Linked DNA regions of Mus musculus: region 2 is linked to region 1. Evidence: chromatin loops called from intact Hi-C (ENCODE). Cell type or tissue: gastrocnemius. All regions are shown on one strand.

Region 1 (8,000 bases):
TGGTGCTCATTGGTTAACAAATGCCACACGGGGAATCCCACCCAGAAGAATGGAAAATGTTCTGTGTCTATGGTTTGTTTTTAAGGAAACCCCAAGGCAAGAGGGAGTATAAGAAGGAAGAATGCACAGAGTGCTAAGAAGGAAATTAAGACAGAAGGACAGCATTGGGGACTAATTTTTCATTTGAAAAATAGATTGTCTCCTGTTCCCCAGGCTGTCTGCTGCTAAGCAGAGTTGAGCTTCAGTATCCAGACTGGTTCATTAAAATATGGTCCCTTTAGTTCAACATGACTCATCTTTACGATGAACCAGTGATTCTGGGAATTAAATGTGCTACTTTTGCTATGCGTGTGACACCCATATGAATAACAGAAGACTTAATCTTTAATGATTTCATGTTCAGTTTATGCAATTGCATAGCTGACCTGGCCCTCCCATTTAATAAAATATGATAATTCAAAGTGCTGTTATAGGAATCCCTTTGAGCAACTGCCTATCCCTGCTGCTTTGTACTAAAACTTTGTATATCTGTTTCAATAAAATAAAGTAAATAATTTGATGGTCTTTGTTCCTCTTCCAGTGTCTTTGACCTCATTGCCCTACTTCACCAGATTCCAACACACTATCATAATTGTTAGCTTTTTCACTTCTCTATTCCCAGAACTTGAACAAAGGCCTAGTCTACCAACTGTACAATTCATGAATGACAGTCACTAGCTAAATTGGTTTTTTTGGAGACATATAAGTCTGAACTAAGAACTTAAATTTTTGCATTCTGAAAGGATACTTAATGGTATGCAATAAACCCAAATGAAGTCACTGTATCTGCATTGCCTCTGCAGTAGTGCACAGGCTCCATGGCTGGCAAGAGATCAGCAGGCAGAGTCTTTATATAATGCCACTGCCTTGGGAAAGGAATTTTTTTTTTTTTTTGGCTTGCTTCTTCTCTGTTTTGATTTATTTTGAGGTAGGGTTTTGTTATCCAGTTCAGTTTGGCCTTAAACTTGCCATCTTCTTGCCACAGTCTCCCAAGATCACGTCAAGATGCTGTGTTTGAACTGCTCTCTAAAACACTAAGAGCCTTACATTCCTGAAGCCAAGCAATCTAATGAATCTGGGAACTGAAGGTTTCACAAAGCACTGAGTGACTTCACAAGAGCTTAACATCAACCCAACAGCTAAGGCTAAGATATGAGTTACCTGATAAGTATTATTAATGGTTTGTAATACCATTTTGTTTGGTGCAAATACTGCTCATGTTTTGAGTATTTTGCTGTAATATCTATATTATAATTTCTATATAAGTGATATAGGTTTAAGATACTACATTTTGTAAGATTTATTGACAAAGCTATTAAAGCCACTCAGCTTGACCTCTGGTACAATGCTGAACTAAGGAACTGCCTGGGAAACTAAAATATATTTAACCGAAGGATCATTAGTAGATTCCCCACAGAACCACATAACCACAGCCACTAGAACAGCAGCAGGGCAGTGGAGGGAGGAAAATATTCAGACACCAAACTTAATAATAGATCTAAATTTTTGTGGAACTCAAACATGTAGAATGAATGAGACTTCGTTAGAAAAGAAATGTATTTTATTACAAATGCCAAATCATGTGTAGGACCCTAAATGTGGTTGTTCTACAAGGCCAGGGGTTCTGGAGTTGAAGCCAGGTATGATCTGTGATTTCCTAGACTCTGTGCATTGCTGTGATAGATATGCTCCTGTAAGATTACAGGGTCCACAGAACAACTTGTTTTGTTAAATTTATGCCATCTAAAATAAATGTGTGATACAGAAAGAGACATTGTAGCAGTGATGATGCTCTAGGAATCAAGCACTAATGAGGTAACAGTACACAGGAGGATCACTGACAGAGAAGAAAGTCTAAGCCAAAGAAAGCAATGAGCAAAGAGCTTCACCCTATGGGAACCACAGAGCTATTAAAATCCGAGAATCCAGGCTAAGGTCATCACGCTGTCATGCTAAAGGCTCATCAACCACAGGACAGCTATTTTATTGCTAGGAAATTGCTAGACAATTGTGGCGTTCACCCGGAGGAAACGCGCAAATGCCTGAGAACCTTTCTCCGACTTTCAATAGCCTCTTCTACCTCACCTCATCTTCTTCTCTCCATTATCTCTCCCTCTTCTACACCAGGGTTCCAACCACATGTAACCTATGAAACAGCACAGTGATTTAGATGAAAATTCTATGACAGAGGTGATTTCATAACTAATGTCCATCAAGAGGCAGGCATCGCACACTTTCTAGTCCAGACTTTCAGATTTATGAGGCATAATGTTAGCAATTAGTCAGCTGTCTTGACTCAGGGATGCTTTGAAAGTCAAATTCATGGGCTAGTCTGGAGACAACTGTGATCTCTTATTCTGATGAAGAAAACACACGCTGGAACCTTCCTTCTCCCAATTCACTGAATGGTACAGTCTCTGAATCATGAGTTTGCTGTGGGCAGAGCAGAGTCTTGGGCATCCTTATGCATGACATTAGACAGATGTTCAAGAGTGGAGAAAAGGAACAAAGAGAAGATGCTACTCCCTTTTCCATTTTCTGAGGTCACATTAGATGCCTGCAGAAACGTATTATATGAAGAGGTGTTTGGTGTTCACCATCTTAGAGACTGAAATTTCAGGCAGAATTTGGAAAATTGCTAACATCTCAAAGGAGAGTCAAAAATAACAAACTTGGGAAAGAAAAGGTATTGGAATGATACTGGCTCTGAGTCCTTTGCTGACTTGAGTAGCACAGAGCTAGTTGAGATCTGTATGCCTTTCCAACTCCATTCTATGCAAATTTAGTGAGAAATATGGATAGCCCCAAGTATCTATCCCTCCAGGGATATCTATGAAAAAACTAAGCTCACATTTACATCCACAACCATGGTTAGCAACTGCCTTGTTTATGCTGACTTACAGTCATCAGCACAAAAAGTGTTCAGCCCGAGTCCTGTGGTCACTGTTCCTGGAAGGAAGTGATTTGAGGATGTACACAAAGAAAGAGAACTTTTAGTATATTTTAAAGCTTCTACATTTCAGCAATCTGAAAACTTCAACCACAGTATGACGATTCGTTAGCTAAAGACTTAAACTGTTAACGCACTTAAGATTTACAACTTCAGATTATTTTAACTTTTCAACTGGAAGAAATAACTTATATTCCAAACCCCAGAAACTGTTGGCTTTAAAGTGAAACCGGCTCCACCCTTAAGGATACAAAGCCACAAAATTAACTTCAAACCAACCCATAAAATAGGCATGGTGTGAGCTCCCCCTACTGGTACAACATTATTCCCACTTCAGGAATCAAACCAGGTTATAGTTTCTGGGACTAGCTGGATAAAACAAGAATTGCAATTTAGAATTCAAGAGAAGAGAAAGCTAAAGGAGTTTGTGAGAACCAAAAACAATCAACAAAATATAAAAAGCACCTCCCCTAACTTTAGAATAGTCTCCACGAAAGACAGCAAAAGACATGTTTATAAATATTTGAGTCAACCTGTAAGTCCCCACCCAGCATCAGACACCCATGAGTAAAATAAACAACTGTCATTCTCAAGACAACCAAGTTCACATTCGCATGCAGACAGAGAAGCCAGCAGAGCTTAATTGAAGTGATGCTTACACACTGACAATGGATCCCCTCCCTTAACAGCACATAAGAAACGCTGCAGGCTTCAGAGAAATAAAATAAATTATGTAGCACCACGGAGGCTGAACAAAGTCTGAGGGCCTTGGGGTTTTCTGCACTGGGAAATGACTTCTATATTGTTATGTGAACTGGGACAATGAAGGGGAAAGCTGTAAGTTTTATACTTCAAGCCACTCAAATTAGTTGTCCGCAGAGCAGAAAATTCAATGTGCAAGAATCAATGATAAATACAGGTAAAGTGCTACTGTGGGGACATTCGCAATAGCAGCACAACGGAAACGCAACAAAGGTGTTGAGGCTGCTATGCTGTTATAGAGAAAATATAGTGTAAGATGGCACTCCTGCTCTGTCTCGATCAACAAAGGGAGCTGTTCCAAGGTGTCTGCTATATTTGTACGGCTGCACTTTGATTATAACTGATTCTGTTATCACAATCTGCTACATAGCCTACATAGCACATAAATGCATAAAGCCATTTAAAAGCCAAATTACTGAGTTCCCTGTTATTGTATTTTACCTTTTACTGCCATACCGGGGATGATGCTGAAACTGTTGATGATAAATTTCAAGGAGTAAATGAAAAACAAAAACGTCAGACTACACAGGCTTTATTGAAAAGCAACCAACTGAAAACTCCTAAGCACGTCAGTGTGTTTGCATCTCAAAGTCTGAGAAAATTGCCTTCGATGAGTATATTGGGCTCAGCACGAGGGCTTTGGTTCTTAAAATGGTGCTCTTTATGAAGTATATTTGTGTTTTAAAATTAAACCAGTAATGTTGATTTGTGACGAACATGGATGAGATAAAGACGCTATTGACATCCTTCCTACCCTTTCCACATACTTTTCTTTTGTTCTGAGTCAGGCAAAGACTCATTGCACAGACTTGGATAGTGATGTGAACTTGATCCTCATGTATCTACCTCCTGACTATCCATGTTCTTCCTTACTTTGGCAAGTAACACTTGTTCACACCCATACTAGCATCTAAATGGACAGAAAGTATTTGTTACCACCTCACTGGCCCTTTGACCAACACTCAGGTTGTGTGGACTCACTCTGCCTTGTTCCACTGTGGCAATCTTTGTGTTAGTATCTTGCTTCAATTTTGCTTCACATACAATTTATTCTCCACCTGGAGGCCTGAACAGTATTTTAAACATATTAAAAAAAAAAGATTGCCCTTAAAACATTTTAATGACCCTGGTGAAAATACAAATTTTTTTTACGACTCAGCTGAGGGTTTTCTGGTCAAGTGCTGTGGTGCTGAACTCCCTCTGCCCTGTATTTCCCAAGGAGCTCGCAGAGTGTATTAGTTACTTCTCTATGACCATGATAAGACACTGTGACCAAGGCAACGTACAGAAGGGACTTTACTGAGAAATACAATTCCAGAAGGAGAAGAATCCATGAGAGGAGTGCAGCACAGATGCAGGAGGCAGAGAAAGCAGGAAGCAGAGAGAGCATACCTGAGTGGGCATAGGTCTGAACTCTCTTTCTGGTGACATACCTCTTCCAACAAGGACACACCTCTTAGGACCTAGGACACACCACAACTAGGACTTAGCCCAAGGATGCACCAATTAGGAACTAAGTATCCAAATGCCCAAGACTACAGGGCATGGAATACAGGTGACTACACGTAGGGACTTGGCATTTGTCGGGAGCATCCTGCTTCTGTACCTTTACCTGCTATTTCTCTTTCTCATAATAAAATTGAATTTTTTCTCCCAAGAGAGATACTTTGTCTTATAGCACCTGTTTTATTTTCTGTAAACTAGTTGTTACTCTCTGAAGTATTCTTACTCAGAGTTTTTTCTTGTCTCTTAAACTTGGTTGGCACAAAGTATGGCATAGCCAATGTCACCAATACGAAGAAAGTACAAAGAAAAATAGAATGCATATTATATAATCAATAATACTACCAGATTGTGTGTGTATGTGTGTCCTTCCATGCATTCTTATGTCCAAGTCACATCACACAAATTTGCTGATTTATGAAAATCTATTTAATAGTAATAACTACTCCCAATCACATTAATAATGCTTAATATGAAATATTGCAACATTCTATTTTAATTTCCCAACTTATGGCAACAACCTACACATGAAACAATGAAGTAAAAAGAAATTTCAGAGCCCAAGGAAGCTAGCTTTGTTCCTCACAACATATGAAAATGTTTAACAAATACTGTTGTGCCTCTTCTTTTAACCATCGAAAATAGAGATGATCTATGTTCCCTGAAGAATCATGCCAATTACTTAATACACGACTATAAATAATCAGACCATAATATGCACCCATGTGTTTTTACTTGCCCAATCTGAAGGTATGGTATCATGCTTAATATTAACATACTATTTGGATGTAGTCTCCCCTCCCCCAGCCTGAAACCTGCTTGCTCGGGGTGGAGCTTCCTGCTCATTCGTTCTGCCACGCCCACTGCTGGAACCTGAGGAGCCACACACGTGCACCTTTCTACTGGACCCGAGATTATTCGGCGGGAATCAGGTCCCCTCTCCCTTCCTTTATAACTAGTGTCCCAAGAATAAAATTTGAGCTTTGATCAGAATGAATTTGTCTTGGCTCCGTTTCTTCTTTCGCCCCGTCTAGATTCCTCTCTTACAGCTCGAGTAGCCTTCTCAGTCGAACCGTTCATGTTGCGAGCTGCTGGCGGCTGCAACATTTGGAGCACTTTTTTATTTACACTTTTGCCATCCCAATAACTTCAAGAAGTATTAAATAACCATTGTATTTTTCTTCCACATGGTATTATACTAGAGACACAAAAATTAGAAGGTTTTTCAAAAGTCATTTCATTTTCATTAACTATAAATTCTGTATACTAAGAATGTTAGGAATACTACTTTTAATTTTGAGATATTTAGTGATAAACACTATTCAGAAAATAACAGGAAGATATATCTACATTTGGAGGAAAAGCCTTGGAGCTGGAGATATGGCTAAGTTTGTTAAGGGATGTGTCCCTGATCTCATTCCAAAAGACTAGATCGAAAGAGGCAGATGGAGGGAGATTCCTGGGCCTTTGCCCACAGGTCACTCTAACTGAATTGGCAAACTCCAGGTTCACTAAGAGACTGAAAAACTGAAGTGGGGAGCAACTGAAGATGCCTGACATTGTTGACCTCAAAGTAAAACATATACAAGCACACATCTATGTGCTACTCAGAGACTATGGCAGCAAGTGTGGATATACATAGGTTTCAACTAGACAGGGTCCCAGGGTTGAGAGGGGAAGTGGAGCAGGAGCTCTCTCCCCTTACCAAGACAGATACATAAGTAAATAAAAGCAAATTTTGGAATAAACAAATATATTTGGAACACTGTGTAGAATAACAGAGCCTCTTGTGTAAGTTCAGGTCTTCAGAGTCTTGATCCAGAATGTCATGGGTGTCATTGTGTACAGCTGTTTTGCTAATGAAGACACTGGCTTCTTTTTCCTGATGCTATGGGCAGTGTTTCTAACATGTTTTGTCAGATGGACTTCTTGATTACTGGCTAAAAGAGTTAAAAAATAAAAACTACAAATATGTTGCGTGTAACTAAATAGCTCTGAATGTGAATTTTGGCTAAAATATAAAATGTTTGTATGCCTCCTGCTCATATTACCACTTCACACCCTCCTTCATACCTGATTTCTACAATATCATCAGAGGAGAATTGCCCCACAAATCTGCACAAAGACAAGTAAACTTTTGTGAAATATCTAGAAAAAGGAGAATTATTTCTGTTGTAAGAATATTTCTGTATAGGAATTAAATTTCAAAATTCTAACTTAAAATACCTTTTCTCTGAAGCTTAAGTGGCACTGTCAGTAGGCAGGCCAGCTATTCATGTCTCCACATGCTCTGGAACCCACTGTGGCAGAGAGGACTCTACTTAGAACACAGCAGCCAGAAAACAAATGGTTGGAGCAGGAGTAGTGCTGTCCAAAGTGTGCAATGATTATTGATTCCTTTCAGTTTTTGTTTACTCAAATAGAATGTCTCTATGCTCCTGTGTGGCTCTCAGATGTGACGTCTTTATTCTCATCTTTCAGAATGCTGGGACTTTAGGCCTGTGCTACCATGCCAGGTTTAAACATATGAACTCACAGAGACAGCGGCAGCACACATGGGCCTGCACAGGTTCAAGCTGGATGGGGTCCCAGTGTCCAGACAGGGAAGTGCTTATGAGTCTTCATCCTCCCCAGGAAGCTTTCTCCAACTGATACAAGCTTGCGAAATAATAATAATTATAATATCTTTTACTGGTGTCTCACTGGGAATATTAAGTACACTTAAGGGCAGGCACCCATACCCAGC
Region 2 (8,000 bases), 190 kb before region 1:
ATGTGGATAATTTCAGCCCAGAAAACAATTTTGTCTGAAGGTTCAGATAATTGAGACAGAAGTATTCCTTTGCCTGGAGAGATCCTTGAGATTGCCTTACTACTCCACTTGAATCCGCAGGTAGAGTCATAACCATAGGTGTTTCACTGGCTAATAGAAACTGTACCATTCAATATGAAGAATTTGGTTTCCCGAGAGAGCTAAATTGCTTAGTTCTATATTTTTCTTAAAAAATAAAGCATATTGGATATTTTTCATTATAAAAGCAATTCACATTGAGGTGACAATAGGAAAAATACATAGATAGTAAAAGAACAAAAGAAAGAACTCAAATTTTACAGCCTAAAGAAAACTGTCAAAACATTATATATATATTCTAAAAGTGTATATATATATATACACACACACTTTTAGGATTTGTTTATTTTAGACTATGTACACATTGTTTAGTTCCCCCTTCCTTCCCCCTACCCTGCCTTTCCCATTCCGGTTTTCAGGGGCTTTACCTCAGGCCATGACTGAGATCTGCTTCTAGGGAACTGAGGTGGCAGGCTCACTGTGATCAGCTTTTACACTTGTCAAGGAAGAACTGCGGCTGTTAGAAAGCCACAACAGACTTTATCTGCTCAGTGTTTAGTAGAGAAGATACAGCACTTAAGATGTCATTATTAGGACAGAATATGCTACACACTGTTGAAGTCTGTGAATTAAAAGCCTCAAGTGTAGGCAGAGTTATTACTAACATTAAATACATCACCTAAAAGTAAAATTATCTAACATTTAATAACAATACTAAATTTCAGTGTAACAGAAGGATAAAATATTATTCAACCAGAAAAAAATATAAGATTTGATGGCTGTGATTGTTTGTATATCCTTAGACCAGGGAGTCGCACCATCTGGAGGTGTGGCCTTGTTGGAATAGGTGTGACCTGGTTGGAATGGGTGTGTCACTGTGGGTGTGGGCATAAGATCCTCACACTAGTTGCCTGGAAGTCAGTCTTCCTCTAGCAGCCTTTGGATGAAGACATAGAACTCTCAGCTCCTCCTGAGCCATGCCTGCCTGGATACTGCCATGCTCCCACCTTGATGATAATGGACTGAACCTCTGAACCTGTAAGCCAGCCCCAATTAAATGTTTTTTTTTTTTTTTTATGAGACTTGCCTTGGTCATGTTGTCTGTTCACAGCAGTAAAACCCTAACTAATACAATGGCACTCAAGTTGGATCCCAGTTCCAGTACATACATTCACAGGTATGCTTACCTATGAATATGCATACACATATACACATACATACATCACACATGCACTCAAGTGTACATGCATACACACATACATAAACATATAAATATACACATATACCCATCTACATATGCATATACACATACCTATATGCACTACATAGAAACACATATACATATCTACATATATGTACAGAAATGAATATGTACACAAATAGTATGTGAAAAATATAAAAAGCCTAGAAAGAGATTCATCAGAGGTTTATTATAGAAATCTATGAGGTTTAGATTTCTATAATAAACCTGCTTTTACCTTGAAATATATATACTAACTAAAAAATGAGTTTCAAGTAATTTTTGTTGACCTGAAAAGTAATGGTGAACTCTTTGACTTTAAGTTTTTTATTCTTATTTGTTTAGATTTAGTAGATCCAGAGATTTTCATTATTCATTAAGAATTTCTTATAATCAAAAAACTCAGCATTGTGCCTCAACTTTTAAAAATTCAGACCTTTGCCTGTTCCCCTCACAGCCTTGTACAGAGTTTCTTCTGCTGATGTGTCAAGAGGGAGATGGAGAGCAAGGAAGAGAATGAGAAAGGAGGATAGTGGAAGAGAAGAAATAGATGTTGTATTTGGAAAGTCCAAGTGTGGCTAGTGGCATTGGAAAGTTAGAATTTCTGCCATGTTTTGAATTTCCAGAGCACTTTTAGGCTAATAATATTGATGTAGAGCCCATTGTCTGCAGTTTGGAACAATGGACAGAGATGATTAGTATTATACAGAGAAGATGAGGTTTGCCTAACACAGGAACAGCTGTATGGAGTCTCATATACCACATGACTTTCTACCACATCAGGCTGGACCCATGAAGGCCCTTCATCATCTTTTAGGCTATAGTGTTCCAAAGAAATTAAGAGCATAGTTTAAGCTGGAAGAGCCTTATGTACAATCTTATATTTAACTGTCTGAGTATTTTGTAGCACTGGCTAGGAAATTTTATACATAAGGAATGTTTTCTCTAGTCTATTAATATGCAATGATACACTTTGTGAGTAGGAGAATGTGCTAATAGATAGTCAAGTCTTGCAACCCTGAGAGAAGTTTTTCTTGTGAATGAAATTATAATCTCCTGTTCTGAGTTCAGAAGCCCGTGTCCCTCTTTATTTGTAGTAGGAGATGAGGAAATTCATGAGTACCTTTGTAGCTGTTTTGTCATCTCTAGAATGAAAACAGGAAGCCCATGTTGGTCATAGAAGGACTCTTACTGCGTTTCTGAGGTGAAGGTGAGGAACAGAAGGCCTCAGCTTACGAATGTTAAAAAGCAGAAACCTATTGCAAGATTCTCAACATCAGGAAAAATACCTGCAGAGATATCTATCAACAGATGTAGTGGTCTATATGCATAATGAAATTTCATGCAATCAAAAAAGACAACTACACGTGAACAAAATGGGTGGAACTAGAAGTCACCATGTTAAGTGTAATAAACCAATAGTACATGGCTTCTCTTATACATGGAACCGAGATTTAAAATTATATATATGTGCATGTATGCATAAATATGAGCTTATGACATGGGGAAAAGGAGAAAACTAGAAGTGAATGTTATGAGAAAGAAGGCATAAGTTTTAGTGGAGCAGGAGGAAGAGTGGATTATTTGAGATTGGTTCTAATGTTTTGATTTAATAGGGAATCTGTGTGTCCAAATGCTAAAGGTTCTTGTCCCCGATTGGTTTGTGCTCAATCAAAAAAGAAGCCAGCAGCCAATAGTAGGGCAAAGAGAGATGAGGTAGGGCCCGTAGAGTTGCACAGGCTAGGATGCAGAGAGGAGGAGAAGGATAATTGCAGAGAGAGAGAGAGAGAGAGAGAGAGAGAGAGAGAGAGAGAGAGAGAGAGAGAGAGAGAGAGAGAGATCAGATTTAGGGCTGCAGAGGGAAGATCATGTGAAACCTAGGAGGAAAGGGAAGCTGCCCCAGGAAGGGCTGCCAAGAAGTGTCTTGAGTAGCAAAACACAATGGGCTTCACAGAAGGTAATAGGGCAGCAAAGTTAAAAGTAGATTTAGGAGGTGTTGAGTCAGGAGTACTGGAGAGAAAAGCATGCTAGACAAGGGAGGAATTTCAAAATAAGCTAATGTATGTGTGTGTGTGTGTGTGTGTGTGTGTGTGTGTGTGTTTGCATGTGCGTGTGCATGTGTTTCATTCGAGGATCCAAACAGCAACTGGGCAGGTAGCAGGAAGTACTATGGGGGATGGGGGTAATGCAATACAAGCGATGTGAAAGTAGAAAGGGAGGAGAGAAACCAGACACAGTGAGCAGGGGGACAGGGAAGGCAGTGCATGAACAGAGTAATCGAAAAAGACTACGATGCAAATGTATGAACATGCTGCAATGAAACCCTTTATGCTACCCTCCAGATTAGCAGTACCTCCTGAAAATGTTTGGGGAGTTTGCTTGGCCTTCTCATCTTTTTCTCTCAGCACTGTGACTATAGGCAAGTTCTTATCCATAGTACTCAGCTCTTTATAGCTGTTTTAAATGAGTGAGATTTTAGATGTAGGTATGCATTGGTACACGTTGGCATAGCATACAGCACTTGGCAAGTAAATGTGTCTGTTCAACACATCATCCTTCATGGGGCAAAGATGACATGCAAACTGGAACAAGAGTTTGCCAAATGAGAAGCAGGGTTATTTGATGTTAGAATAGTGTACGAATCTATAAGAAATCATGTGAGATTAAGCAGGGCTCAGGGTAATTAGCTATATCTCTGCACACAGACAAAGAGATGAAGGCAGGGTGTGTGGTGTGAGTGCCCGGAAAGAAGAGCTAATAAAGTGGTCTGCTACCAGAGTTCTGTGATCATTTATGGACAACCTGCTGTCTACTGCCAGACTTGTCCTAGCCTTCACCACTCTTGGACTATGTGTCACTGCTGGCTACCTGCAATTGATGGAAAGGACTCAGTTATATTCAGTAGTGGGTTCTTAAAATAGCCACAAGTAGCTGATGCAATCCTTAATAGGAAATGAAGGTTAACCAAAATTTATAAAGTAGATAGTGATAACTTCAATTTGACAGGCTACAAAGGAGCCAAAAGTGATGGTGCCATTCTCTCTAATAAAATCTTCTCTGCTCCATAAAGTCTTATTAAAGAAATAGAATTCCATCTTGGCAAAGCAAGTATATATCAAGTTTAGGTTGTTCTTCAAACTTTAGCCATTATTAAAAGTATAATGTGGATCATTATTAATAATAATGATCATGATTTGAAATATAATCCAACCTCTTAGATTCATGTGTTGCTGACTCAATATGGTCTATTCTGATAGAAATTTGTTATAATAAGATAATATACTGATTCTTCTACTTAAAAATAACTATGTTTTTTAATGGTATGGTGAGAGTCTATGCAGTGGGAAGAGACATGCATGATATTCATTTATTGTGGCAGTGTGTCCTAATTATTCAGCTTTCCTTTTTTATTAATAATTGAGGATTGTGAATAAAAACATACTAATATGCACCAGATGTTCAGAAAAACATAAATATCCCCACATGTCAGCACATTTTAGCAGAAAGTCAACAAATTTTTCTCCACTTCTTTTTCCTTTTTTAGTTTTTGAAACATGTTCTTTGATATGATATTTTTAATCCTCATTAGGGACTTGCTTTGGCTCCTTTAATATCTGCCACAAGGGACTGTGTATTTTCAGATGTATCCAATGTGCATTTCTCTCTTTTCCTGTTACTCTTTCTGCCCCAATGCAGGCAGGAGTGGTAGGGGCCAATGAGACTTCTCTCTAGCTAGAGAGAACACTATTTGTACATATTCTCAACTTCTCCAACAGAAGATGTCCCCAGATGAGGTTCTTCAACTTTCTGGTTCTACATTTAAAATATTTTCCATGGTGATAATAACTTTTTTATTGAATGGTTATTTCAAAGAGAAACACTAGTAAGTTGCCAAACAGTTTTCTATATTCAACAGGAAGGTAACGATTATACTGATCCATTTTTAGGACAACCCTCATTTGTTGGTTTTCTTTGACAATTGGATTTTTCTCTTTTCTTCCCTATTGCTGCTAACTTAAGCTTACTAAAATAGATTTCTACCCTAAAATTCAAGCATTTGCCTTCAGTTATCCTTCTCGAGGCTAGTTCTCTCAGCACCAGCTCCTGTATAAATTACCTTGTGTAGGAGCCAGGGTTGGCTTTGGTCTACTTATCTTAGTACCTAAAATTAAATTTTGGTACAGGCTCTGGCTGATAGACTCCAGTCAGTTCTCGCTGGTACAAGTTCTACAAGGACTCCATGAAATAAATGGTCAGTAAAAGTAACATAAATTATGTTATTAATCATTTCCCCCTGTGACTCCACTATAGTCAGGGAGCACTATATTAGAAGGCAGTGGAATACATATGAAATTGGAAAGATGTCAAAGTGGAATTTTGTTTGTTTGTTTATTTGTTTTTGATGTTGTTTGTTTTGTTTGTTGTTCAACCTTTAGAACTTCATGTTAAGAAAAACATCTCTCAGCCTGGAGAGAAAAGATCTCAGAGGACTTTGGTTTCCATGTCAATATTTAGAAGGAGAGCAAGTACGTGATAGGGAGTTGTCAAGACCTGATCTGTGTCCCTTTTCTTCTAGCTGGCTGCTCTCCATTATCCTTCAAGCGCGTAGGATTTGATTTCATCAGGGCTCGGATTCTGTCTGCTTGGTCTTTGACCCGGAGTGCTGCTGCTGTTAGAGGTAGTGGAGATTTGCTCTCTCCCCCACTTCTTGACCCATTGCTGCTTTATTAGTTTCACTTTACTGTGATATAGAAATTGGCTAATGCTATACAAAGTCTCCCTTCCCTGGAATTCAGAGAGCATCTTATTTATATGTAGATGTAGCTATATGACATTTTCAAATGCCAGACATTTGCATATGAAGGTCTCTTTCTTCCCCTTTCAGTAAACAGTCTTTCCTATTACTTCCAAAGCAATGTTCAGAATTAAATTCCCTATAAAAGTTTGTTCTTAAAGTGTTTTTAAATGTCCAGAAGAGATGAGAAATTAAACTCCCAAACTGGAATCCATTAGTTTTTTTCTTTTTCTTTTTTGAGGAGTTAAAAAAAAGTATCTATAAATTTATGATACACACACCTATACATCTTCTGTTTGTGTAGCTTTTCACAAAAAATTTTTGAAATTTTATTAATACAGGTAAAAATGTCATAAGAGGAAAACAAGAGGAGGTTACTTTTATATGAGGACTTCTGCTTCTAGAGCAATGACCCCTGGTCTTGATGGAATAGTTGTAAGGTGCTGACCATGCATCAGGCGCTTTTCTAGGTGCCACATTTATAATAGGGAACAGGATGGCTTTCCTGCCCTCATGGACTTTGAATGATAACTAAAGAAGACAAGGAATAAAAGGTAAACCACAAATGCACAAACAAAATTCTGTTCACATTAAAGAGACTGGGAAAACTAAAGCATGCCATTTGCAGAATGTCTGGAATGCAGGCACAGGCTACTGGGAGATCTCAGCAGGCTCACTGCAACAGTGTGAAGGCAAAGGGGGGGGGGGGGGCTCTGGCTCCACACACAGAGAACAGCCACGACAGATAGTAAGTTATAGACATAATTGTACATAAAAGCAAGCTTTAGAACAAAAGGGATATTTTTAGGCCTAACACTTAAAATGAAATGAGCACTTATTTTATTCTAGAGACAAAAACATGAAACAGGACACAGGGGAGAAGCCAATGACAGGAGCTTCTGAGGATCCCACCTCTATTAGCTTCCAGGACTCTTCTTTACCACCCACAGGTCCCTGTTTATTTTTCTGGGGCCACCTTTGCTAGAACTCGTTTAAAACATTCTCTAATGTTCTCATTAGCACAAATAGCTAACAAAGTTACAATCTCTTTAAGGCATTTATCCTCCTTATGAATTTCTTTAAGGCATTTATCAATCCTTCAGCTTCAGCCTCCCTTGGAGGGTCACCACATCATCATTTTCCTTTCTTCTCCTTGCAGACCCTCAGGTCCATCTCTGTGTTGATGCATCCAAAGGAACACATCAGATGTGATTCACTATTTTGTCCACATACAGGCATTCACATCTAGACAGCAAATCTGGTAAACATACATCCTAAGTCCACCTAAAATACATTTTCTTCTCTGTTATCAACAACAACACAGCCAATCTTCTTTATTCTACCAGGCTTTCTTCATCTGCCTTGCCTTGTGTTCCTTTCTTCCCTATGCCCGGTTGGTTTTCCTTATTTTTTTAAATTATAGCCCCCTACCAAAGAATATATTTACACATTTATTACGAATAATGATGGAGGCTTGGCTCACCTACAAACCACCATTTCTGCTTACCTTTATTTTGCCCTCTCCTCCATGCCATATCACAGAGGCATCAAACCCCGTGCCAGTCTTGGAACCCTCTAGTTCATCAACCTTCCTTGGCTTTCAAGCCCCGCCCCCCACCTTCACAATGCTCTTTTCTCTTCTCTGTCAGGTAAACCTGGTACTGACAAAACCCCAAACCAAAACCAAACCAAACCAAACCAAAAAGCAAGACAACATTTTGGCCGCCCTTATTGTGGGCCACGTTACTCCACAGGTCTCCTCAGTTCCGCTGCATCAGGCTGAGCTGCACTTGCTCATTCCTAAGACACTTTTGTGGACTGTGGACTCTGAAGGTAGACTCAGAAGGAGCAAGGCAGCATGCTGTCCACAGATCATAATATAAAGTA

The links. Peaks named below come from ENCODE experiments on the same cell type or tissue, not always from the same donor. Only the 100,000 strongest peaks of a DNase experiment are listed, where the experiment ranks them.
Region 2: a loop joins it to region 1, with 2.2 times the contacts of the local background. A loop is called at or near these places in 4 of 42 quality-filtered maps.

The regions. Positions count from the first base shown.
Region 1 is chr1:50,957,772-50,965,771 of GRCm38, reverse strand. The region is part of intron 4 of Tmeff2 (transmembrane protein with EGF-like and two follistatin-like domains 2); the gene reads right to left. Among named protein-coding and RNA genes, the nearest start is that of Tmeff2, 34 kb to the right of the region's middle. In gastrocnemius, a CTCF peak has its summit at 3,299 (motif pointing left); DNase peaks (open chromatin) are centred at 3,289 and 6,724; H3K4me3 peaks cover 606 bases; H3K27ac peaks cover 1,364 bases.
Region 2 is chr1:51,150,983-51,158,982 of GRCm38, reverse strand. The region is part of intron 7 of Tmeff2 (transmembrane protein with EGF-like and two follistatin-like domains 2); the gene reads right to left. Among named protein-coding and RNA genes, the nearest start is that of Cavin2, 130 kb to the left of the region's middle. In gastrocnemius, no CTCF peak of the experiment used is centred here; no DNase peak of the experiment used is centred here; H3K4me3 peaks cover 367 bases; H3K27ac peaks cover 1,121 bases.